6 separate regions of the Homo sapiens genome follow, and regions 1, 2, 3, 5 and 6 are each linked to region 4. A link is a loop called in an ENCODE intact Hi-C map of the cell type or tissue named here. Cell type or tissue: HCT116. All regions are shown on one strand. Region 1 has its middle 14 kb from the start of LINC01514. Region 2 overlaps ARMH3 (armadillo like helical domain containing 3). Region 3 holds the start of MIR3158-1 (microRNA 3158-1). Region 4 overlaps NPM3 (nucleophosmin/nucleoplasmin 3). Region 5 has its middle 15 kb from the start of LBX1. Region 6 has its middle 7.8 kb from the start of HPS6.

Region 1 (4,000 bases), 620 kb before region 4:
GCCCAGGAGTTCAAGACCAGCCTGGGCAACTTGGTAAACCACTGTCTCTACAAAAAATACAAAAACTAAATGGGCATGGTGGTGCACACCTGTAATCCCAGCTACTCAGGAGGTTGAGGTGGGAGGATCACCTGAGCCCGGGAGTTGTCGAGGCTGAAGTGAGCTGTGATTGTGCCTCTGCACTCCTGCCTGGGCAACAGAGTGAGGCTCTGTCTCGAAAAAAAAAAAAAAAAAAAAAAAAGAATGAGATGCAGAACAGGGTGTGTTGGTATGTTGGTGGGGGGAGAATATGTATGTCTGTTTGTATAGAATATCTCTGCAGGGACACCCAAGAAAATGACGGCATTTTCTGGGAGGAAAATAGGGTGCCTAAGAGAGGGGGTGGAAGGAAGGCTTACTCATTACTGTTTTGAATGGCTTGAATTTTGAATTGCATGAATATATTATTTATTCAAAAAAGCTTAAGAGCACACATTTGGAACTGCAGACTTGGACTGCCATCCCAGCCCTGCCACATCCATCTTCCTCTGTAACGATGACTGCTGGACGTCTTCCCAGCGCCCTGAGAGGATGCAGAAGTTGCTTCTGTAGCACTTGGGGAGCTGGAGTTTTGTTGGTACTGCTGCCATCTCCACCAGATGATGAATGGGGAGAAACCTCTGGCTGGGAGAGGCCAAGGTCACTCATTAAAACCTCACAGAAGGTAACACACTGAGAGACAGACAGTGTGACCCCTGACCCCACTGACGTTGGCCCCAAGTCAGCCAGCAGGTTCACACACCCTCTCAGGGTTCACTTGCTGGGTGATGTTATCCAATGGACCCTCTTTCCTGACTTCAGTGACCACACCCAAGACCTGCAGGGACTCCAGACAGTTATGTCATAAAATTCACCACACAGGGCACAGAATTCCCCCATGTTTCCACTCTCTCTATATCTTACCAGTAAGGGAAGGGCAGAAATATGAAGGAATATAACCTGTAGTCATTTGGTATTTTCCAAGGGAAACTGCTTGTGATTGTGAGGTTAGTGATCTTTGCAGACATTCTCTCTAAAGTGAGTGTAGCCTTGGGCAATGCATGCTCTGGGCTATTCATTTAGGTGCCCCTGTAACCAAGCTCTGCATGCAGGAATGCTCTCTCATTCATCATTTATTCATTTGACAAACATTCATTCAGCCCCTTCTCTCTGCTAGGTATGTAAAGGAGAGCCAAGCTGCCTGAAGAAACGAGGGTCCATAGGTGAAGACAATTAAATAAACTCATCAGACTAAAGTGCAACACGTGCTGGAGAGACAGCCAACCTTTGTAGAAGTGCAAAGCACTTGACCCAGGGGCTGGGGTCAGCGGGACGTCTGGGAGGAAGTAAGCTAGCTTCAGCTAGCACCTGACAGTGGAGAGTGGAAGGCAAGCGCCGGTGAAAAGGAGCTGTTGTGAAGGTGGGATGTAAATGGCTTAGCCAGGGCCCAACACATTGTGTGTGCTCCATCGGTTCCCAGTGTTCAGAGGAAGGAATTCCCCCAGATGCCTGAGTTCAGGGCTGCTATCACCCTGAATGGCCACAAGGGGGAGCTCGTGCCCTGTAATTGTGTGTTTCAGCGCCTGTGCCGTGTGCCGCAAGGTACCAGTTGTTTCCACTAAAGATCGGTTACTTGCATCTTACAAAGTTGTTAGGAAGCGTCTCCCGGACATTTGCAGCCCCTGCTAAGCGTAGTGTGTTCCAGAGCCTAAGTGGCTCTGATAGCCTTGTCCTAGTGTTTTCTCGTAAAGCCGAGGATTCTTTCCTCTAAATTCTCGGGAATAGAGCCAATTACCCAAGTAGCCACCGATCATGTCCTTTTAATCCTTCCTGGTTCTTCCCATTCCTTCTGGGCATCCACAGGGCCCATCCCCTAGAGCAGCACCAATGGGGTTGGAGCACTGGCTACTGACACGTCTGGACCCTCCAGGCCAGAAAGGCTTCATTTCTCTGCACTTGCTAACCCCCAGCCAAGCCCCTAGTCCTTTCCAAGATGGGATAAAGGGGCATTCTCCCTCAAATGTCTTTCCTGAGTTAGGAATGTGCTCTTGTCATTTTGAACCCCATGATCTCTGCCCCAGTGGCTTCCAGAAAGGATCTGATGGCCACGTGCTTTGGAGTGAGACAGACCTTTTGTCCCGTCCTCACTCTGTTGTTGACCTTGTGTAAGCCACATAACCTCCATGGCTGTCATCCATGAAATATAAAGATTAAAAGATCTACCATCTTACTTGATGGGATGGTTGAAAGGACCAGTGTCCCAGGAAAAAAAAAAATACTCACAAACGACCTTATTCCTTTCCTCCCCTCACCCATGGAAGATCTTTAAGTGCATACTGAGGCTGACATACAGGTAACTCCGAAAAGGAGAGGGATCTGTTTCCTGACAGATGGCTTCAAGCCAAAGAGATAAACCTGGGTTCAGGCAGGGCTGGCAGGAAGTCAGGCACTCCCTTTCTAACTCTCTCCCTAGAGGAGTCTGGCTGAGGTTGAGAACTGACAAGGTCAGAAAAGGGACAGGGGAGGGATTTCCAGTGGGGAAGCACAGACATTGGAGGGCTTCTCCAGTCATTTACTGGGTCACCATCTGCCCCCTCAAGGAAGCAGGATCAAGACCTCCCGTGTGCCCAGCTCCGTACATGGCAGATAGAGGGCAGCCTCCTGGGCCAAGAGTGACCAGGGCCTTCATCTTCTTGGCATGGGTTCCATCAGGAACACGTTACAACCAACTGATGATTTATCCACCTTTAGAAGGGGACTGAGGCCATCCCAAAGGTGCCCTATATGAACTGCAGTTTGCCCCTCAGTAAAAATTACTTCACTGAGTTGCAAGCAGTGCATGGTGGCACACACCTGTAGTCTCGGCTACTAGGGAGGCTGAGGCGGGACGGTCACTTGAGCCCAGAAGATCAAGTCCAGCATGGGCAACATGGTAAGATCCCTTCTCAAAAATAAAAAATAAATTAAAATTTTTAAAAAATGAATATTTTCATTATCAGACAGATCAAGAAACAGAACATCAAAGTTGTAGTGAGCTATGATAATGCTACTGCACTGCAGCCTGGGTGACAGAGTGAGACCCTGTTTAGAAAGAGAGCGAGAGGAAGGAAGGAAGGGAGGGAGGAAGGGAGGGAGGAAGGAAGGGAGGGAGGGAGAGAGGAAGGAAGGAAGGGAGGGAGGAAGGAAGGGAGGGAGGGAGGAAGGAAGGAAGGGAGGGAGGGAGGGAGGGAGGGAAGGAAAACATTATCTGCACCCCAGGATCTCTCTGTATATCCCTTCCCCATCAGCCCCTCCTTTCTCCCTACATACAATTATGATCTTCACTTATGGTGAAGTTTTCCTTGTTTTTCTTTATAGTTTTACTCTTTGCGGAAGCATTCTTTTTGAATATAGTGTGTTTGTATGTTTTCAAAATTCCTACAAGAGGAATTATACTACATATATTCTTTTATGACTTCCTCCTTTCCTTTGACATTGTGGGATGATTTTATTTTTTTTATTGTGGAAAATTAGACACCACATAAGCTTACCATGTGAACCTTTTTTCTCCCAGCTTTACTGAGGAATAATTGACAAATAAAAATTGTATATGTTTAAGGTGTACAACTTGAAGTTTTGATATATGTATATGTCAACTGAAGAATGAAGAGGTTCAGACATTTGGAAAGGAGTGCTTTATTTCTCATAGAGCATTGCAGCCTGCCAGCCGTTCTGACAGGCTGGGAAGTGTAGCCTCTGGCCAGAAGCCAGAAACAGGCACTTCAAGGGTCAAGGATGGGAAGAATAAGACAAGAATTTATGCTGAGTAGGGTGGCCAAATATACATATTCAATAAGCTCTGGGAGGAGTCATGAATATTTACGAAAAGAGAAACATGTGCATGTGCAATTGAGCTTCATGGATCCCATGTTCAAAAAAACCGGCATGATCCCAGGGTGGAGTTTCAGCTCTCTGATGTCAAAAGATGAAGCAGAGGACATGA
Region 2 (4,000 bases), 230 kb after region 4:
TAAGCAAACTTTCCCTTAAAATAACCCTACATACATATTTTAAACAGTCTGGCTTTAAGATAATAACACTTTATCAATTTTTTAAAATGGCTTTCATGGACAGCTCTTGAGTTCTTGGTCTACTTTAGTCCTCTTCTATGCCAATTACTGTGGCTATCCCTCAGGCATGTGACCCATCGCTCAGTATTCTGGGGGTATTTTTGTTTGTTTTTTTATTTTGTTTTATTTTGTTATGTTTTGTTTTTATTTTATTTTTTTTTGAGACAGAGTCTCACTCTGTCACCCAGGCTGGAGTGCAATGGCGCGACTTCGGCTCACTGCAAGCTCTGCCTCCTGGGTTCACGTCATTCTCCTGCCTCAGCCTCCCAAGTAGCTGGGACTACAGGCGTCCGCCACCACGCCCAGCTATTTTTTTTTTAATTTTTTTTTTATTTTTAGAAGAGACAGGGTTTCACCGTGTTAGCCAGGATGGTCTTGATCTCCTGACCTTGTGATCCGCCCACCTCAGCCTCCCAAAGTGCTGGGATTACAGGCGTGAGCCACAGCGCAGGGCCCAGCGCTCAGTATTCTATGACTTCCTTTCAATGTATGTAAACCACGTTATCTGTTAACAGCTAACCTTAACCTGGCCAGGATATTTTTTACTTTTTTCCTCTGGAAATTGGTGAGATAATAAGGTGAGTGGCTTGGCCTATTTTATCTCCAGTTGTAATTCCACAGTGGTGTGGAAAGCAGAAAGCCCAATATAAAAATCCACATAGCGGATAATACCAGGGATTTCTAGTGAGCAAAATGAAGTCATGACAATTCATTTGGGTTAACAGGATCAATAAATTGGCCAAAAAAACTAACTTTGCACGTTATTAGACCCATTTCAGCACCAATGGAAACATACATATTTGAGGACAGCAGGAAACAAAGGCAACTGATTCAACTCCTTGTTACTACCACTTACCAATGCAAAGCAGGGTTTAAACAAGTACAGCCAGATAGGCTTTTCAATGGAATTAATCGGTATGAAATTTAGAGAGAAAAAAACACTGGGATTTTTAATGTGACCAACCTGAGCTAATACTGTGATGAAGTTGCGATTTAAATGAACAGCTTCATAAAGTGCCAGAAGAATGGCCTCATTGGTTCTAAAGAAAAAGAGAACAAATTGGAGCAGTTTTTATAGTGGGGGGAGTTAAAACAGTATAACCATGAAGATAAGATTGGATTGCACCCCAGCGCCTCATTATCAATTCCTTTGCATTTCTAAAGTTCCCCTTTACTTGCCATTTGGGCGTATGCAAAAGTGTATAGGCAGGAGTCAGGGCCTTCACTTTAATTCCTTAGGACCAGTTCTCATCTACTTCATTATCTTCCCTCTGTTTTTCCACCTCAACCCAGTTAAGTCCTCAACTGGCTCAGACACCCATCCCTCTTTTGTTTCATTGCAGAGATAGTCTGGCAACAGTTGTTCAGCTTATTGTCGCTCAATACATATGAAAAGCAGAAATTTCTAAGGGTCCATTAATGTTCAAAACCCATGAAACATTTGAAAATCACCAAAAAAGTATGATTCTGTAAAAGATTAGCAAGAGGTAACACTGCACACTCTCATATCCAGCAGGACAGCCCACACTAAAGTCCAAGTCACTGCACAAGAATGTCAGGCACTTACTGTACTGAGATTTTCTCATGGGCATCTGCTATGAACATGCTGCCCACCTGTGGAAGAAAAGGGGAATTGCAAACTTATAGCAGGAGGATATGAGAGGAGCTTTATGCCTAGGAAGCCTTTTATCAGTGAAGAAAACAAGCTGCTTCCACCTGGGGAGAACTTGGAACTCTAGGCCATAAGTCACACACACCAAAACCAGCCCACTTTGAAAATCTTAAAAGACTCATAAGTAATAAATGAAATAATGAGAATCCTACTAAATCATCTTGCCTAGTAAATCATCTTGCCTACTAAATCACCTCGCTTTAAAGAAAAAGCCTAGTACTTTTGTCCAACTCTCCTTTTCAGTGTGTAAGTTTAGTCCCTCTGACAGTTAACCTACACATCTTCATCACTCTGTATCTTTCCTAGAAGTTGCTTATTTGAAGTCAGAAACTAACTTAGGAAAAACTTCACAGGAAGCAGGCTGACTTCAACCAACATAAAGCTATCTTTGGGAACAATATTCAGGTTTCAGACCAAAGCTGTCTATATGAGATCCACTCTCCATTTTTCAGATAACAAAATCTTTAGTTTGTGTCCTAGTCAGAGCAAGTGAATAAGTAAATGGAGTAGGCTGCCTCTAATGTGTATGATATCAGAAGCACTAAGATGCCTACACCCACTAAAAAATACCTCTTCCACCTCCTTAATTATGCTTGAAACTATACACAAACCTATGCTCCTAGAGCTTCATGTGTTTGGTACAAAACTTTCTGAAAACTTGACTGAAAGGCAGAGATATCTGGGAGCAGTATAATTGTATCTAATTCATTTCATCAAACACCAGTACAAAACTCATACTTCTCTAGCCCCTGAGAGACTTCACTCATTTACATTTTGGAGTTAAAGAGTTTATCAGGCCCCTTCCTGAGAACAGGCTGAGAAGGCAGAAGGAACAATTCGTAAGCAGTGGAGGAAAAAGAATTGCAGAAGTGGAGGAGGAGAGGGGGCAACTACTTCTTGCAACTAACCAAAAAATTGTCTTGCCCTAGAGCTGAATACTTGGATAATAATGCCCGAAAGACAGACTTTCTGAATCTGCCTAGATTCTAGAATCTCCTAGATTTATCTCTTCAAAATCAGTCCCAGATTATCTGGTACCAAATGCCAAGAAACCTTGCCCTGGAGTCTTGCCAGCTGGACCAATAACTTCCCTAAAATTCAGACCTCTAAGCCCAAACCCTAAGCTATTAGAAGAGTGGCACAGATCTACTGCACGATCGCTCAACCCTAGGACCAGCTATGAGGATCAAACAGCCATGGCAGACAGCAAAGGAGCATTCAGGAGAGCACTCAGATCCAAACCCTACTATACCGTGTTCCACAAGGTCAGTGCCTAAACGGAGCCAACTCTTTAGGAAGCAAATTCTGGCTTAATGTGTACCTTTTCTTTAGCCTTTAAAAAATTAATTAATTAATTAATTAATGTGGAAAAACTAAGTGCCAGAGAAACCAAAGCTCTCCTTTCCCCATCTCACTTGGTTTTGAATCTCACTAAAGGTACATCAAAAGTGGGGATTCAAAAAAAAAAGAAAGAAACTCAGTAAAGGAAATACACTCCCCAAGAAAATCTGCTCTGAGCAGCCTCTCTCTTGTCATCATGCCATCACTTCAAATATCTGAACTTCGGAGCCCGATTTGTCCACCCCTGCAGACCACACTGTTTCTGTTTTTTTCAGGAGAAAAAAAAAAAGCAGGACTTACCATATTTGTTAAAGCAGAGAAAAAACCACTTTGGTGTTCTTCTTCCTTGTCTTTATACTGCCTAAACAAAAAGAACTAAATTCAACTTTAGGATTGTTTATCAATTATGTCTTTGTCCTTGACATTTGGGGTAATCAGGGCAGAGCACTCTTAAAATTCTCTGACTCCAGAAAACTAAAGCATTATGACAATCAAGCATCATGACAATCCCTGCAAGCTAAGAGTCACCTGTCTGCTCTTGAGGTAGTGTGTACCAAAATGCCTGGCTACTTTGGGAGAGACTTAGACTTAGAAAGCAGGCTGCAAAAGTGCCCTAACATATAGCTGATCCAGTTACTTCTCAAACAATCTATTACTTGAAAAGTGTGACAGTAAAATTACTTTAGGGCTACAACACTGAAAATCTTGTTTCTTTTTAAAGGAGGAGGAAGGAAATCAGTAAACTAAACTCTCTGCAGAGATGGGACAGATTTGAAGTTCTGATACCCAATTGTGTGTGAGAAAAGTCTAGAGAGGAGCATGAAAGATCCTGCCTGGCCCTTGCCAGAATTAGGGATACTTCTGGTTTCCATTCACTAATGTCAGATC
Region 3 (4,000 bases), 180 kb before region 4:
GTTTCCAGTGGCGGATTCGAAACCTCCCCTATCCTAAGGATGTCTATAGTGTCTCTGTGGACCAGAAGGAGCGCTGCATCATTGTCAGAACAACCAACAAGAAGTGAGTAGCGTGGAAGGCACCCTGTGTGCTTGTGTATGAGCGGGGTGTAGGGTGGGGTTTGATCTGGCGTTAGGATCATTATTCAGGCCGGTCCTGCAGAGAGGAAGCCCTTCTGCTTACAGGTATTGGAAGGGCTTCCTCTCTGCAGGACCGGCCTGAATAATGTAATCAGCTCCATCGGGGAAGAGAAACTTGAATGAGTATCTAGTATAGTACCTGGCATAGATAGGGGCTCAGTAAATATTTGTTGAATGAATGAGATGATGAGGGAAATCACAGGACCATTAACTTGTGGTCTCAGGTGGTTCTGCTGAAAGGTTATTATGACCTTGGTCTCCTGACTGGAGCCAGGCCTTGGTAAGGGTGGCCTGGTGACATCACTGTCAGAGCTGGCAGGGAGCCATAGCTTGGAAGGCACCCCTGTCTGAAGTGGGAGTGACAGTCCTTTAAAGCAGTACTTGACAGCAGTTTAAAGCAGACTGGGCAGCAGTAAACCTAATCCCTCCCCAGACTGACAGTGGGGCAGATGCTTGGGCCGCTTGGAAGTCTCTTGCATAATGCTTCAAAAGGGGTACTCAACTTCCCTTTGTGGTCCCCTAGAGGGGAGGCAAACTGCAGGGGTTGAAAGGACAGAAGGTGGCCACAGTGCATTTCCATTTTGGAAATGCATTGATCTCATTTAGGTTTCTGGAGCCCTGACTGATCACAGGAGAACAATGCCCTGTGTGAGGCCTGAAGGGAATGACCCTGAAATGAATCAATCTTGACCTGGGCTAGAGAGAATACAGTCTAGGGACAACTCCCACAAAATAGATTTGGGCATTGAGATGGGAGGTTTTATAAGTTACCTGTCTGCAAGCTGTGAAGCCATTCAACATGCCTCATGGGGATGCCCCCACCCATCTCTTGCTTTACATGCAGTAATGGGGACACAGCTCCTTGTGCATCTCCTCAGGTGATGTGGTGCCAGTCTCCCCTTCCATCTCCCTCAGGCTCACGAGGCCCACAGGGAAGCAGGGTAGCTCCCAGACTCCCCCATCGCAGCCCTGGGTGCTGCCATCCTCTTGTGACCCCCATATCCCATTGCTTTGGCAGGGTTAAGAGGACAGGGGAAAGGGTGGAGATGGATGAATTAATTTCAGGATTATTGCTGTACATGCAGCCAGCAGCCCCTGCAGTGGGCCTTGTCTATAAATATAAAGTCATAATAATAAGGGTTTGTGTTTATAAAGCACTTTGAAGCCCTCAGATAAGAGGCAGTTTATTCCCGTTATTGTTCTCATCATTAACAGGAGTCACTGCCTAAAGTGGAATTTAGCAATTTCAGACAACAGAGAAATTGCCTGTAGGAGAACAAACTCCATGCTTCAGCAAGCATTCCTTGGTGGAAGAGGCCTTGGGTCCAAACTGGGAACAAAAGTGCTTCTGATAGCACTTGAATCTGCAGCCCAGCACTTTGTGAAGCTGGCTGCTGCCTCTTTTTTGTCCCCCAGAGGTCACTGTCGAATACAGATATCAGACAGAAATGTGATTACCAGGGAGTGAGGAAAGAGGCTAGCTAGCTCACCAAAAAATTCATCTGCCAGCATATCCTCTGGGTCCCATCTCCTGCGCACATCCAGCCATAGGTGGCGCTGTTGGCCAGGAGCTCCATGGCTGGAGGCCCAGGCTAGCTCTCAAGGCAAGCAGGGGTTGTTGGACATTTTTGAAATGATGGGTGAGGCCAGGTGGGATGGGAGTGATGCCCCTGGAGGGGCAGGGCTGAGGGTTGGATTCCCATAGAGGACAGAGGAGTGTTTCAGGGCCCACTTTGGAACCCACACTGAGCCTCTGGTCCAGTGTCCCAGCCTGGCTCATCCCTGCCCTCCTCAGGTCTCTCTGTTGGGAGGTAACCTAGAGGCCGCTGAACCCTTAGCCAGATCGTTCCCGAACCTAGTGGCATTTTTACCTTCTACCTGGAAGAATGTATTTTATACCTTTACTCCCATTAATTATATAGAACTCAATGGGTATTCCTTTATTATTATTATTAATTTGGAAGGGAGAGATTTATTTCTCATCAGGGGTTACAGCCTGCATAGACATTCTTTTTTATTTTTATTTTTATTTATTTATTTTTTTTTTAAGAGATGGAGTCTTGGCTGGGCGCGGTGGCTCACGCCTGTAATCCCAGCACTCTGGGAAGCCAAGGCAGGTGGATCATCTGAGGTCAGGAGTTTGAGACCAGCCTGGCCAACATGGCGAAACCCTGTCTCTCTAAAAATACAAAAATTAGCCAGGCGTGGTGGTGCATGCCTGTAGTCCCAGCTACTCGGGAGGCTGAGGAAGGAGAATCGCTTGAACCCAGGAGGTAGAGGTTGCAGTGAGCCAAGATCATGCCATTGCACTCCAGCCTGGGTGACAGAGTGAGACTCCATCTCAAAAAAAAAAAAAGAGATGGAGTCTTGCCCTATTGCCCAGGCTAGAGTCCACTTCTTGCAATCATAGCTCACTGTAGCTTTGAACTCCTGGGCTCAAGGGATCCTCCCGCCTCATCCTCCTGAGAAGCTGGGACTATAGGCGCATACCACCCAATCTGGCCAAGTTTAAACAATTTTTTATAGCGTTGAGGGTCTCTCCATTTTGCCCAAGCTGCTCTCAAAATCCTGGGCTCAAGTGATCCTCCTGCCTTGGCCTCCTGAAGTGCTGAGATTACAAGCATGAGCCACCACACCCAGACCAGGGTGGCCATTCTGGCAGGTGGGGAAGTGTGGCCTCTGGCCAGAAGCCAAAAACTCAATGGCTACTCCCTTCCACAGTGTTTAGCTTTTTAAGGATATAGTACATTTAAAATCTGTTTTCTGATCATCATTCTGTCAGGAGGTGGACAGGATCCATACTTTTATTCTTGTGTTATAGATGATTATATAAATGTATATATAAAGTCAGCATGATGAACCAGCTTGCTGAAAGTTAGTGACTGTCTCTCCTGATACTCAGACATCTGCACTTCAGAAATGCACATCATGGCATTTCTCTCTGATTTGACCTCTTCCTTCACCTGGAGGTTCCATAACCTGCCCCAGTTCTAATATTCTGGAATGTGGTTACTAACCAAAGCCAGAGTTTCTTTACCCATACTTGCCTTGTCTCTGAAGAGCTGGGTTGGTGACTTTACTTGAAGGAATTGATTGCAGTGTATCATGTCCTTGGCCTCACATATTAGTGAGGGATGAATCAGGGAAGGAAAAAAGTGCTTTTCCAGGATCCCAGTGTTGGACCATCTATTCCTGATAACGTTTGTGCAGAAAGAGGGCTCCTAGCCTCAGCCTGGAAGTTGGCCGCTGTAGGTGGAATGAGCCAGGGTGCAGGAGTGAGAAGTTGTTGGGTTAAATCTGGCCTCTGCCACTGTTAGCTGTAGAATTTAGGCAAGGTTTCCTCATCTATCAGAGAAGACTCACAGCTACTTCACAGATTTTGGGGAATTTGATGAAATCATATATGTACAGGCCAGCACAACGGCTGGCCTGAAGCAGGTCCTCAACAGTTCTTTGGAAATTGGAATCTGAGGAGAGCTTGGCTGATTTGACATCGGTGATAGTAACACTGTGGGAGGTGTTAATAGGCTTCACTAGAAAAAAGGATTCTGTGGTTAAATAAATTTAAGAAACTCTGGATTAAACAGGCTTCTCTTTGGTGGGGCCGAGAGCCTTTAGTATGTGTGTGTGATTGTGACTGTCTAGCAGGGGGCGACTGTGGGTGGGGGTGCCAAGTTTGCCCAGAGCCTTGATGTTTAAGAAGATTTGCTTGCTGCTTTTCTAAAGGCGGACTGGTTGGAGGCTTCTCTGGACCCCTCTGGCCATGCGGTGTGCAGGTGTGCATGGCACCCCCTCTGAGGTATGTGAGGCATGACCCAAG
Region 4 (4,000 bases):
GCCCTTCCTCCAGCAGTCGGCAAACCCCGGCGTATGCCTTCATCCCCCAGGGGTCTGAGGCCACAGTGAGCCGGCAGCGCTCCTACTGTGCGCTGAAGGGCAAAGAAGAGGGCTCGAGGAGAGGCTGGGGCGAGGAGAGAGGAATAAACCTTGCCCAGCTGTGTCCGCGGGGCGCCCCAACCGGCCGAGAAACTCTTGGGCCGAGAGGCTGATGTGGATTGGGCCCCCACTGCGGGCAGGAGCGTGCTCGGCGCAGGCCCGCGCCCACCGGGAGACCTACCCGGAAAACCGGCGAGAAATGCAAGGAGCGATCAGTGGCATCGCGGGGGGTGGGTGGGGTAAATATTGGGGCGGAGCCGCGCAGGGGGTAGATGGGTCAGCTAGGGAGGCCTCCCAGGAGAGAGGACTCAGCCAGTCTCCCGCTCCTCCTGCCAAGCACGTGCCGAGGACTTTGGAGGCTGGGGCCAAGAAGAGGAAGGGAAAGAGGAGTGAGGGCCACAGCCAGACTTCCCCACTCCAACTCAAGTCGTTCGAATGAATGAATGAACGTATGCACGCATGCATGCAAGCCTCAGTGGCATTCCCCCGCCTTCCGCCCAAGATTCGGCCGCCCAGAGCAGTGGCGGGACTCGGAGGCCCCGGCCCCACGGCGCCCGCCCGGAGCCTCTAGAGGCCAGGGAAGCGGTACGACCACGAGCGGCTTCAACCTCGCCCGCCAGAGGGCGCCAGCCCCGACTTCCCTCTCCCTGCCGACCGCGCTCCGCAGCGAGACCCATGGTTCCCAGCCAGGCCGCCCCTCCGCCGGGCTCCCCAGGGAAGCATTTTTAGCAGCGCCCTCCTGGATCGGAGAAAGGCGCCTGCGACCCAGATCACCGCAACACAGACGGGCGTCATCTCCCTTTGTCCTCAACTTGAGGAAGAGGGAGGTTGGAAACTGGACCCCTAGTTCCTCACCACGGGCTGGGGGAGAACCTCCTTCACTAGGGATGCGCTGAAGAGCGTGCGGGTCGGTACTGCGGACGCAAGGTCTTCAAAGCTGACCTCACCTGCCCCAGAACCACCAGCCCGCGATATCCCGGGGCCCCTCCCCCTTGACTAGAGGCTGGGAGTGGGAGTTGGCCTGACCCCCATCAGGCCCTGTTCTCTGTCTATCCTCAGCCTGTCTGGCCCCAGGTTGTCTGGGGAGGCAATGTTTTGTTTGTTTGTTTGTTTGTGGGCATTGACAACCCTCCCCCCACAACCAACACAGCTGCTGAACTGCTGACCCCAGAGCTGGTCACATACACTCATCCTCAAACCAGGTGTGTCAGTTCTTCCTGGCACAAAGGCAGCCAAGTGCCAGAACTACCTGATTCCAGGCACCAAAGACCCCCAGACCCCACGGTGTGTGGGGGACAAGAATCCCTTAGTCCAGGAGGCAAATTCCCTGGGGCCCCTTTCTGCCCCCATATGCCAGGCCACCCGGATTCTGGTTTCCCTGTCACCCAATCTGGCCAGTCCCCTCCATCTGGCCCCCGGAGTCAGGTTTCTCTAAGGGCCCAGCCCTGCTCAGAGACAGCCTGCAAGGCTCAAAGGAGGAGCGAAGCCTGGTCCCGCCCTGCCCTCACAGGCCCTCTCTGGGCCAGAGACCCTCGTGGGGCTAGGGACGCGCATTCCTCAGGCTGCCTAAGCTCGCTTATCTGCCCCCCTGCCCATCAGCCGAGTGCTGACAGAGGCCCAGACCCCTTGTTTGGATGCTGATAACCTCCTGCGATGACCCTCTCCCACCTGCAGAGACTGGGAATGGGCTGAGTGTTGGGAGGTCCCCTTCCAGCAAGGCAACTGGGGCCCAGGCCCCAGGTCCTAGCCCAGGGCCATGAGGGTAGAGGATCCCACAGTTCTCCACCCTCCCCCAGGCCCAGGGCCACGCTGGGTGCTTCCACAGTGCCACCTGGCGGTCCCTAGGGAAACATCACCCAGCACAGGAAGAAGCCACACAAGAGCTGCAAAAACTCCACACCACTTTATTTCAACCTTTATCCAAAAATGTAAAAACTATTAAAAATGTGTAGCTCTGAGCTTCAGGCACTAACCTCCAATTCTCACAGGCAGGTGGGAAGGGAGGCCCCGGGCATGGTGAAAATCAGAAAACCACGGCTGTGTGGAGCACAGGCCCTCTCCTAGCACCAAAGACCCAAGTCCCTCCCACCCAACCCCCACCCAAGCTCTCCTCTTCAAGGAAGAAATATTTACAATTGTTGAAACTTGTCAGGGAACAGGGTGCATGGCGGTGCATGGCACATGGAGCTGACCTGAAAAGAGGAAACAAGGAATCAGCATTTAGGCCCTCACCTGCTTCTCCTGCCCCTTCCCAGAGCCTGCTAGGCACTTCTCCCCGCAACTCACCTAGGAGGGCTAGGGCCTGCCCCCCTGCTTTTTGGCAGGAAGGATGGGGCACAGCTCAACTTCTTCCTCATCACTGTCCTCTTCCTCTTCCTCGCTCTCCTCCTCAGAAACATCATTGCTCATCGTAACTGGTGGACACACAAGCAGTAGAAGGATGGGGTGTTAAGACCAGACCGTTTCACACCGCATGCCATTTCTTCACGCCGTGGTGTTAGGCTTACAGGGACCATGACCTCCCAGTGCTTATGGGCTAGGTGGGAAGAACCTCAGACCCTAAACTGGGTCACAAAGAGCCAAAGGAGTCTTCATTATTGGAGCTGGAGAAGTTGGGCCATGTTCCATGGAGGAGGTAGGCTTGAGTAGACGGAAAGGAGAGGGCATGTCATGCACAGGGCACAGCGTGGAGGGCACACAGACCTGTACAGGGCTGCACTGGGAGATGAGGGTGGGATGGGGCAGGAGTGCGGAGTGGGGGAAGCCTGATGGGAGAGTCCACTGGAAGCAAAGGAGAGGGCCCTCCCCTCTTCTCACCAATCTGGTGCCGCCCAGTGATCCGCACAGGGCCAGAGCCCGACTTCAGGCGGAAGGTTACAGGTGGTTGGAGCTGGAAGTCATCCAGACTGAGCTGGGAGGAAGACAAGGATGAAGGCCTGGCCCACTCCTAGCCCACCCCACACTGTAATGAGTGCTAACGTCCTCAATCCCCTCACCACCACCACCACCACCACCAAGGCAGAGCTGGGGAACTCACCATGGGTTGGCAGGACAGCTTGAGGTTGGCCACAGGGACTGCGATCTCCTGATGGTCATGGTTCCGGGCCACAACTTCTACCACATTACACTCGTCTTTGGCTCCCTCGGTGAGGCAGAGCTGGGAACGGTACACAGGGCCTCAGGGTCTCCTCAAGTGAGGGTTGACACCACAACTAAAGGCATCTACCCTAGCACCTGCCCAGCCTCAGAGGTCCCGGTTCACCTGGCCAGGGGAGCCGCCCATGCCGGGGGGTTAGGCTGAGGATGTGTCTCCAAGTAAAGGGGATCCGGAGGTTGGGTAGAGACCTATATTGCCTGCCTGGGCTTATTCATTAAAACCCCACTCCCCTGCCCCTCACCATGGTTAGTGCCAGCACGTGCTCCGCATCATCCTCTTCCTCTACCTTAAAGGTGAAGGAGCGGGTGTGGCCGGAGAGCTCACAGCCTGGTAGAAATAACAGTGAGTATGCCTGAGCGTGTGTACGGGGCTGGGCAGCGGGGGATGTCACCAACCCGCCGTCACGTGTAACCTTGGGCGGACGGGTCATTTACACGTCCACCTCCGTCTCTTCTCTCAGAACACCTGGGACGCTCTGCCGTGGGCCCCGCCCAACACATCTGGGGCAGGGATCTCGCCACCCCCTTTGGCTGTGCGTGCGAGGCCCCCTCTCCTGCGGGAACAGCGAAGCAGCCCTCCGCCCACACCCACGCCTTGAAACCCTCCGCATTCCCGCCTCACATCCCTACCTCTTACCGCCCCAGTACCACCCTCAGCCTCTCCCTTCACTAATACCGAAGAAAAAACTGTCCATAGTGACCGGGGCCGGGACCCGTAGGCCCCCGACACCCCCGGCCCGCGTTC
Region 5 (4,000 bases), 570 kb before region 4:
CCATCTGCAGTGTGCTAGCTGGGGAACGTGGCCCGTCCGTCAGGCCTGATGATCACACTGTAGAGAAAGAAATTTATTTTTATTTATGCATTGTTACATTTATTTATTTATTTATTTATTTAGAGACAGCATCTTACGCCGTCACCCAGGCTGGAGTGCAGTGGCGTGATCTCGGCTCACTGCAACCTTTGCCTCCCAGATTTGAGTGATCTTCCTGCCTCAGCCTCCAGAGGAGCTGGGACTACAGGCATGCGCCACCACACCCAGCTAATTTTCGTATTTTTAGTAGAGGCAATTTCTCCTTGTTAGCCAGGCTGGTCTCGAACTCCTGACCTCAGGTGATCTGCCGGTCTCAGCCTCTCAAAGTGCTGGGATTACAAGCATGAGCCACTGTGCCTGGCCTATGTATTTATTTTTTTGAGACGGAGTTTTGCTCTTGTCACGCAGGCTGGAGTGCAATGGCATGATCTCAGCTCACTGCAACCTCTGCCTTCCTGATTCAAGTGATTCTCCTGCCTCAGCCTCCCGAGGAGCTGGAATTACAGGCGCCCACCACCACGTCCGGCTAATTTTTGTATTTTTAGTAGAGACAGGGTTTCACCATTTTGGCCAGGCTGGTCTCGAACTCCTGACCTCAGGTGATCCACCCTCCTCGGCCTCCCAAAGTGCTGGGATTACAAGCATAAGCCACCGCGACCGGCAATTTCTGCATTGTTACTTTTAAGTGACAAGTAAACATTGTATATATTTATGCTGTGAAATATGATGTATATACTGTGGTGCAGGGGAAGAAATTTCTAACCTCCCAGGTATCCTATCAGCTGGGAGGAAGCTGACCCCACAGCAGGAGGGAAAGAGGTAAGATTAGCACAGAACTCACAGTGCGGGTGGAACTCAGCAACACTGAGTCTCCCTTCCCTGTGCAATCCCATGAAGATCGGAGGAACCCTTGTGCGCCTTTGGGAAAGGGACTTCCTCCCTATAGGCAGGAGGGTAGCTGAGATGACCGCGAGCCAGTTAGAGGAATTTCGCTGCCTCCAGCCCCGCAGCCCGCCGCAGTGCCAAATAACAGACGGCAGAGGGCGCTCCTACCTAACCTTTCCCATGCCGCGGAGGGTGCGAGGACCGGAACTTTGCGAGCCGAGAAAGTTCTGATTTTTTTCCGCAGTGTTCTGATCTTTGCCCGCAGTGTACCGGGGATTGAGCTGGGGGCCGGGCTCGGGTAGGAATAGGGATGAGAGGGGCTCATAAGTAGACCCCCCCCCCTTTTTTTTTTGAGACGGAGTGTCACTCTGCCGCCAGGCTGGAATGCAGTGTGGCGCGATCTCGGCTCACTGCAACCTCTGCCTCCTGGGATTACAGGCGTGAGCCACCGCACACGGCCAGAGAACCCCCCCTTTTTTTTTTTGCTCCCCGCCAGCAGAGACATGGGGTGGTCCCTTCCTCAACCCCACGCCAAACCCAAACCCTGAAACAGTGTCCCGCACATCTGCCGGGTCCAAGTGAGAGTCCCCTAGCCACACCCCTGCAATTCCTTGCGGCCCTCTACTAAAGGCTCCGTTCCAAGAAGTGAGGGTGAGAGGTCGGGCGCGGTAGCTCACACCTGTAATGCGGCAGCTTTGGGAGGCCGTGAGTTATGATCATGTCACTGGACTCCAGCCTGAGTCAGAGTGACAGACAGAGACCCCTGTCTCTATTTTTAAAAAGAAGTCCGGGCACGGTGGCTCACGCCCGTAATCCCAGCATTTTGGGAGGCCGAGGTGGGAGGATCGCTTGAGCCCAGGAGTTCAAGACCAGCCTGAGCTATATAGTGAGACCTCGTCTATACTAAAAGTTAAAAAAAAATAGCCAAGCGTAGTGGTGCGCGTCTGAGTAGTACCAGCTACTCAGGAGGCTGAGATGGGAGGATCGCTTGAGCCTGGGAGGTGGAGACTGCAGTGAGCCGAAATAGCGCCATTGCACTCCAGTCTGGGCGATACAGTCTCAATAATAGTAATAATAATAATAATAATAAAGTGGGGGTGAAGCGTGTTCACTCAGGAGCTTGTAGTTTGGGAGTGGGACCGCGTCAGGATGGCTATCCGGGCTCCGGATGGGTGGGGAAAGGGGTGGCTTAAGGGCGGGCACTGCTGCTGAGCGTCAAGTACCGCTAGGTGGCGCTCGAAGCCCGCGTCACAGAGAAGCGGGGCCTTTCGAACACCTGTGCTCAAGAGGGGGCGGGCTTGGAGACCCGAGAGGGCTGCAGGAAGAAAGAGCCTGGACCCTAGGATCCTCCCTGAAACAGCGGGATGGCCTGGGTACATGGGGCCATTGGGCAGCCATCGTTCTCCGGAGGCTTAAAAGGGGCGAGGTGAAGAGGGGGGCAAAAGCGTGGCAGGCGCTGCGAGGGAGAGAGGAGGCATCCCCCGGCCTTCCCCAGGACCTGGAGGGGTGGGAGACTGTCGTCGGCACACCTGCCTCTCTGAATTTATGGATTCCGTTCTGAGGCTGCTAGGAGAAGAATTCGGGGTCTTAGAGGCCACATTTGGCCCAGGAGTCAAACATACAAGGGCACGCTCATCTGTTTTTCTCCCAGGATACGCGGGTCTGTGTATGAGCAGCTGCTCTGAGCTTGCGACTGGGAGGGCAGAGGGTGTAGACTCCCGCGTCCCGGGGCTCCCTTCCTCGCTCTTCCTTCGGACACCCACAGCAGCTGCTCCTGGGGAATCTGCCCCCAAGTTTCGAGGAACTGCCCCCCAGCGCCCAGGAGGAAAGGGGAATGGGGCTGTAAACGTGTCTAATTCAGACCCGTTATCCAGATCGGAATTAGTTTCTCGCGGACACCTCCGCGCCGCGGGCCATTCTCTGCCTGGGGCCTTTCTTGGACCGATCCATAGGGCCTCGACTGGCTTCCACGGCGCTTGCAAATTAGAGACTCTGATGCCTCAAATTTGTGGGGTCCTGCCTCCAGCTCATCCCCCTCTCCCGAGGCTTGGCCTAAAGGCACCATCCCTGCCACTCCTCACCCCCTGAATTCAGTCGGGGGCCTGTGTGGAGGGAAAGGAAAACCTGGAGAGACCAAGTGGCTGCACTGCCACCGCGCAGGCATGGATCCTGCCTGGCCGCCGTCTGGGAACTCGAGATCCGAGGAGGGGCAAAAGCCGCCGGCGCCGGGGTCAGGCCTGGTGGACCCGAGCTCCTTGGTGAGACCTGGACCCACCGTCTTCTCCTTCAAAAGCACAGGGTGGCAGCGGGGAAAGGATACGTTCCCATTGAAGGGGCGATGGAAAACTGGAATCAGAGACTGAAGGAGGCGGGGCATGGGACCCCGGAAGATGCCTCCCAGACGTTCCAGGCCTGCTTGCCCGGCTCCGGAGGTCTTAGCAGCATCCTCGGAGGTTGCCAAACACCTGGGAAGGGGGTAGGTGGAGCTTGAAAGGACTCTGGGTCTCTCTTTGGGAATGCAAAGTCCCCTCAACTCTCCTGGCCCTCCCATCCGCCCCCCACCCGCGCCAGCGTGTGGTAGCCCCGAGCCTAGCACGCTGAGATGTGGGAAGGTGTGGGTCTGCCCAGTGGGTGGCCCCGACAGAACGAATCCGAGGTCCTGGGAGGAATTGGGAGACGTGAAGAGTTGGGTATCTGCCGCCCCAAGGTGGGGCCATCCGCTTGGCAGTTTCGGCTCTGCGGGCGGCGCGGCCTCGCGCGGAATCTAGCCAGCCCCTGAGAGTCCCCGCCCCCTCCCCGAGGCCCAAGGTATTAGTGCTGCTTGATCAGACCTCATTTCCTGCGAAAATGGAAACATATCCAGGGTCCTTAATAAAGTGAATGACGAGGCTTCGGTGTAATTGGGCTTCCGTTTGGTGGCTATTTCCTTAAACTGAGAGTGGAAAAAAATGTAAACTCACAGCGCTCAGATGTAATTATATGATTATCAAAAGGAGTGCAGGATGGATTAGCCGAGCAACGACCTAGAGTCTGAGAAACGGGCAGGCACAAACGCTTACTCAGACCAAGGGACCCA
Region 6 (4,000 bases), 290 kb after region 4:
CAGGCTGGAGTGCAATGGCGCAATCTTAGCTCACTGCAACCTCCGCCTCCCGGGTTCAAGCGATTCTCCTTCCTTCCGAGTAGCTGGGACTACAGACGTGCACCACCATGCCCGGTTAATCTTTGTATTTTTAGTAGAGATGGATTTTCACTATGTTGCCCAGGCTGGTCTTGAACTCCTGACCTTGTGATCCGCCCGCCTTGGCCTCCCAAAGTGCTGGGATTACAGGCGTGAGCCACCGCACCCGGCCTATACTGGCTTTCTAATTGGCATCCCTGTCTCCTCAAATCTAACCTTGGTTACCGAGAGTATTGTATACTACAGCAAATCTGATCAAGTTCATCACCTACCCCAACATTCAGGGTAAAGGCCAAACTCCTAAGAAAGCCATCCCTTCCTTTGTGTCTGGCCCTGCCTCTCCAGTCTTCTCTTCCAGTCTTCTCTTTTTTTATACTGTGATTGCCTAGTTATTTGTTCATTTCCCTGATTAGTATACAAGTCCCTTGAAGACACAGACCATGGTTATTTGTATTTTGGTATCCTCAGCATGTATCACAGTGCCAGGTTCATAGTAGGTTTAATTATTATTGTTATTATTATTATTTTTGAGACAGAGTTTTGCTTTTGTTACCCAGGCTGGAGGGCAATGGTGTGATCTTGGCTCGTCGCAACCTCTGCCTCCCGGGTTCAAGCGATTCTCCTGCCTCAGCCTCCCAAGTAGCTGGGATTACACTCATGCACAACCATGCCTGGCTAATTTTGTATTTTTAGTAGAGACGGGGTTTCTCCATGTTGGTCAGGCTGGTCTCGAACTCCTGACCTCAGGTGATCTGCCTGCCTCGGCCTCCCAGAGTGCTGGGATTACAGGTGTGAGCCACTGCGACCAGCCTAATTATTATTGTGAATGCAGGAACTGACAAGGCCCTATGACCTGGGGTGAAAAGAAGGGATTAAGCTCTGGCCTGTAGAGATTCTCTGGCTCTCTTCCTTTCTTTTCATAAGCCAGACTGACTCTTTGGTTGATCCAGCCCTGAAATTGATGGCAGTAAGTCAGGTGGATCTGAAGGCAGAACCTAGCCACCAAGGACAGTGGCAGGGGTGAAGAAGCCACTGAGCTCGGACCATCTTGGGAGTTGAGGTGGAGGTGAAAGCAATGGACATAACTGGTACTACCCAGTGCCCCCGATCCCCAAACCAGGAGAGTTTGAGAAGGGATAGGAAAGCCTGAGTCAATGAGGTTCCAAGGAAGAGACTGGTGACAGGGGCTAGTGGAAATTGTGGGTTGAGGTCAAAGGTCTGGAAGATCGATCCCTACGTTGAATATGGCCATCCAGGCTGGGCACTGTGGCTCACGCCTATAATCCCAGCACTTTGGGAGGCTGAGGCAGGCAAATAGATTGAGCCCAGGAGTTCAAAACCAGCCTGGGCAACATGGCAAAATCCTGTCTCTACAAAAAAACAAAAAAATTAGCCAGGTATGGTGGCACACGCCTGTCGTCCCAGCTTCTCGGGAGGTTGAGGTGGGAGGATTGCTTGAGCCCAGGAGGTCCAGGCTGCAGTGAGCTGTGATCACACTACTGCACTCCAGTAATAGAGTGAGACCCTGTCTAAATAAATAAATAAATAAATAAATAATAAGGCCCTCCAGGGGCCATGTTCTTCCTAACCTGTCCTTAGGAAGTGTTCACATTGTGTAGATGTAGCAGTTTGGTTCACACTGACCCGGGTAATCAGGAAAAGAGGAGAGCCAGAAAGGGGGGAGGAAGGAGCTCTAGATTCCCAGGTCTATAAGGAGCCACCCTGGGCTGGAATGCTTGGCAGCCTTACTGCCCCAGAATGAAGGGGAAAAAGTCCTGAGTGGCTCCACTATGCCACCTCAGTCTCTTCTTAGGCACAGGCTCCCCCTGGTGGTTACTCTTGTCACTGCCAACTCCACCCATTGCCCTCAAACATGCACACTTGCCCATTTTTAACTAAGAACTGAGGAAGCCTCTGGATGTAGTAAATGGAGCTTCTCTTAGAGCAAGAGAGGAGAAGAGGGAAGGAGAGATTCAAGGAACAGAATTATGGAGAAGGGAAAGGGCCCTGGACTTGTACTAGGATGGTTATCACCCAGAAGAAAGGGGACCTGGGCTGGCAGGATTCTTCGTCTCCAGGATTGGAAGTCTATTCCAGCTACCAACCTGACTTAGATAATTTGGTCCAACTGGGGAGGAAGTTGAGGGCACACAGCAGAGTTTCCTGGGAGGGCATAGCAAGTTCACATTTTATATGAATTTGAAGTACAGGAAGATGCTGGGACTTTTTCAAAATAAATAAAGTCTCACTTAATGCACGAAATGTGAAATAGAGGTGAGCCCCCCCAATAAAAATATTTTCCAGAATCACAATTTCAGGGCTCACAGACCATGAGAATTATAAGCTTTGCTTACACTATTACTGCATGGGTTCCCATTTCTGCTTTAAATAAAAATTCAGGTGGGGAGAGAGAATGAATCGGGCTGTGAGGTCAGGACTGAGTGCCTAGGGTCACTCCCAGTGGTGGATAGAAGACTTAGAGTGCTTTCTCCTGTAATTCCCAAACAGAGGGCCTGGGCCTGGCTCTGAAGGTCTCTGCACAAGAGCAAGACAGGACAGGAGCAAGAACAAAGGCGAGGAGAGACAGAATCAGAGAGATGAGGAAGAAGATGGGGCTGGACTGGATGCAGAGAATGAAAAGGAGAGACAACAGATGGGCATGGGGAGAGGGGCCTAGGAGGGAGAAACAGGGACATTTGCTCACTCTGGGGAGCAGAGGAGGCTCTCAGGTATGAATGCTGGGAGGATGAAGGAAGGCACAGAGAGAAGGTCCTTTGGGGCCTGTCACCAGAATTATGGCCAATGCATAAAGCCAATGGGGCAGCTGAGCTAGATCTGGTCTTCCAGAAGTTTCCATTATCTAGAGAATAGAGGAAAAGGGAAGGAGCTGTGATTGGCTGAGGAAAGGGGAATGGTGACCTCCACCAAGAAAGTGGAAGACCCATCTCATCCTGGGCCTCCTGGAGGCCCTGGAGGAGCAAACTGTTCAGGCTTTACATAGATTTCAGGTCCTCAGGCTTTGGCAGCCATTTGGATTCCAAGGTGATATGCAGTCATCTCAAATTCTATTATTTTTGTTTTATTCTGGAGAAAAGTAGGGAAGGTGGGCATTGCCCTTATCCCTAACAGCCCCAGGCAAGCTCTAGGAACAGCCCGGAGCCTCAGAATTGAGGGGCAGGCCTTTCCTACAGAGCCCTGTTGCTGGGGTGGGAAGGCTATTGGGAGCCACAGTAGAGAAAGGGAAGGAAGGGTAGACTGAGGGGAGGTATTGGGTCAGGGGGACACAGAGATCCTAGGCCAGGTCCTAGGACAGGGCAGGGGGGATGCTGATCTAGGTATCACTGAGATAGTTGTCCAGATGGGAAATCAAGTGACTGCTTATGACTGACTAGATAAGCTCGTTGTTCTCATAGCTTCTTTGGGATAGTGGAGGGTCAGTGTGGGGTATGGAATTTACAGGGAGCCTAAGGAGTGGGGAGGGACACATCAGCAACCACTTCTTCCCTCCACCATACTGGTCAGACCATAGTGAATTCCCTAGTGAGTAGGTCTCCCCTGTGAATATTGGGAAAGGGAAGGACATAATGTGGCTTTTCTGGGAATAAAGAAAGGATTGCAGCCAGGCGTGGTGGCTCACACCTGTAATCCCAGCACTTTGGGAGGCCGAGGCAGGTGGATCATGAGGTCAGGAGATGGAGACCATCCTGGCTAACACGGTGAAACCCCATCTCTACTAAAAATACAAAAATTAGCCAGGCGTGTTGGTGGGCGCCTGTAGTCCCAGCTACTTGGGAGGCTGAGGCAGAAGAATGGCCTGAACCCAGGAGGCGGAGCCTGCAGTGAGCCGAGATCGTGCCACTGCACTCCAGTCTGGGCGACAGAGCGAGACTCCATCTCAAAAAAAAAAAAAAGAGTTGCTTGG

Evidence for each region. Peaks named below come from ENCODE experiments on the same cell type or tissue, not always from the same donor. Only the 100,000 strongest peaks of a DNase experiment are listed, where the experiment ranks them.
Region 1: a loop joins it to region 4, with 16 times the contacts of the local background. A loop is called at or near these places in 11 of 110 quality-filtered maps.
Region 2: it touches region 4 in a loop (6-fold over the local background); 14 of 110 quality-filtered maps call a loop at or near these places.
Region 3: a loop joins it to region 4, with 13 times the contacts of the local background. A loop is called at or near these places in 100 of 110 quality-filtered maps.
Region 5: a loop joins it to region 4, with 14 times the contacts of the local background. A loop is called at or near these places in 60 of 110 quality-filtered maps.
Region 6: it touches region 4 in a loop (10-fold over the local background); 16 of 110 quality-filtered maps call a loop at or near these places.

The regions. Positions count from the first base shown.
Region 1 is chr10:101,160,362-101,164,361 of GRCh38, forward strand. No RefSeq gene overlaps it. Among named protein-coding and RNA genes, the nearest start is that of LINC01514, 14 kb to the right of the region's middle. In HCT116, CTCF peaks have their summits at 1,560 (motif pointing right) and 2,656; DNase peaks (open chromatin) are centred at 1,590 and 1,840; H3K4me3 peaks cover 533 bases.
Region 2 is chr10:102,008,311-102,012,310 of GRCh38, forward strand. ARMH3 (armadillo like helical domain containing 3) reads right to left here. Exons shown (of 26, transcript NM_024541.3): 11 at 3,413-3,473; 12 at 1,667-1,713; 13 at 1,064-1,139. Among named protein-coding and RNA genes, the nearest start is that of ARMH3, 46 kb to the right of the region's middle. RefSeq lists an enhancer at 1,537-1,606. In HCT116, a CTCF peak has its summit at 1,720; a DNase peak (open chromatin) is centred at 1,691.
Region 3 is chr10:101,601,234-101,605,233 of GRCh38, forward strand. DPCD (deleted in primary ciliary dyskinesia homolog (mouse)) reads left to right here. Exons shown (of 6, transcript NM_015448.3): 4 at 1-103. MIR3158-1 (microRNA 3158-1) reads left to right here and starts at 184; the gene lies at 184-264. MIR3158-2 (microRNA 3158-2) reads right to left here and starts at 264; the gene lies at 184-264. RefSeq lists a silencer at 1,653-1,812. In HCT116, a CTCF peak has its summit at 1,713; a DNase peak (open chromatin) is centred at 1,618.
Region 4 is chr10:101,779,342-101,783,341 of GRCh38, forward strand. NPM3 (nucleophosmin/nucleoplasmin 3) reads right to left here. Exons shown (of 6, transcript NM_006993.3): 1 at 3,932-4,000; 2 at 3,498-3,583; 3 at 3,137-3,256; 4 at 2,917-3,010; 5 at 2,386-2,513; 6 at 1,984-2,291. The coding sequence ends at 2,395. It also overlaps a transcript of FGF8 not described here. Among named protein-coding and RNA genes, the nearest start is that of NPM3, 2.1 kb to the right of the region's middle. RefSeq lists a promoter at 1-1,965, enhancers at 1-336, 337-1,234, 875-1,004, 1,082-1,932, 1,811-2,105 and 1 more and a silencer at 575-654. In HCT116, CTCF peaks have their summits at 701 (motif pointing right), 908 and 1,935 (motif pointing left); DNase peaks (open chromatin) are centred at 730, 1,930 and 2,982; H3K4me3 peaks cover 2,817 bases; H3K27ac peaks cover 4,000 bases.
Region 5 is chr10:101,212,737-101,216,736 of GRCh38, forward strand. No RefSeq gene overlaps it. Among named protein-coding and RNA genes, the nearest start is that of LBX1, 15 kb to the right of the region's middle. RefSeq lists enhancers at 1,972-2,041, 2,052-2,101, 3,952-4,000 and a silencer at 2,202-2,251. In HCT116, CTCF peaks have their summits at 1,068 (motif pointing right) and 2,165 (motif pointing right); DNase peaks (open chromatin) are centred at 1,075, 1,585 and 2,155; H3K4me3 peaks cover 1,688 bases.
Region 6 is chr10:102,071,177-102,075,176 of GRCh38, forward strand. No RefSeq gene overlaps it. Among named protein-coding and RNA genes, the nearest start is that of HPS6, 7.8 kb to the left of the region's middle. In HCT116, a CTCF peak has its summit at 1,917 (motif pointing left); a DNase peak (open chromatin) is centred at 1,885.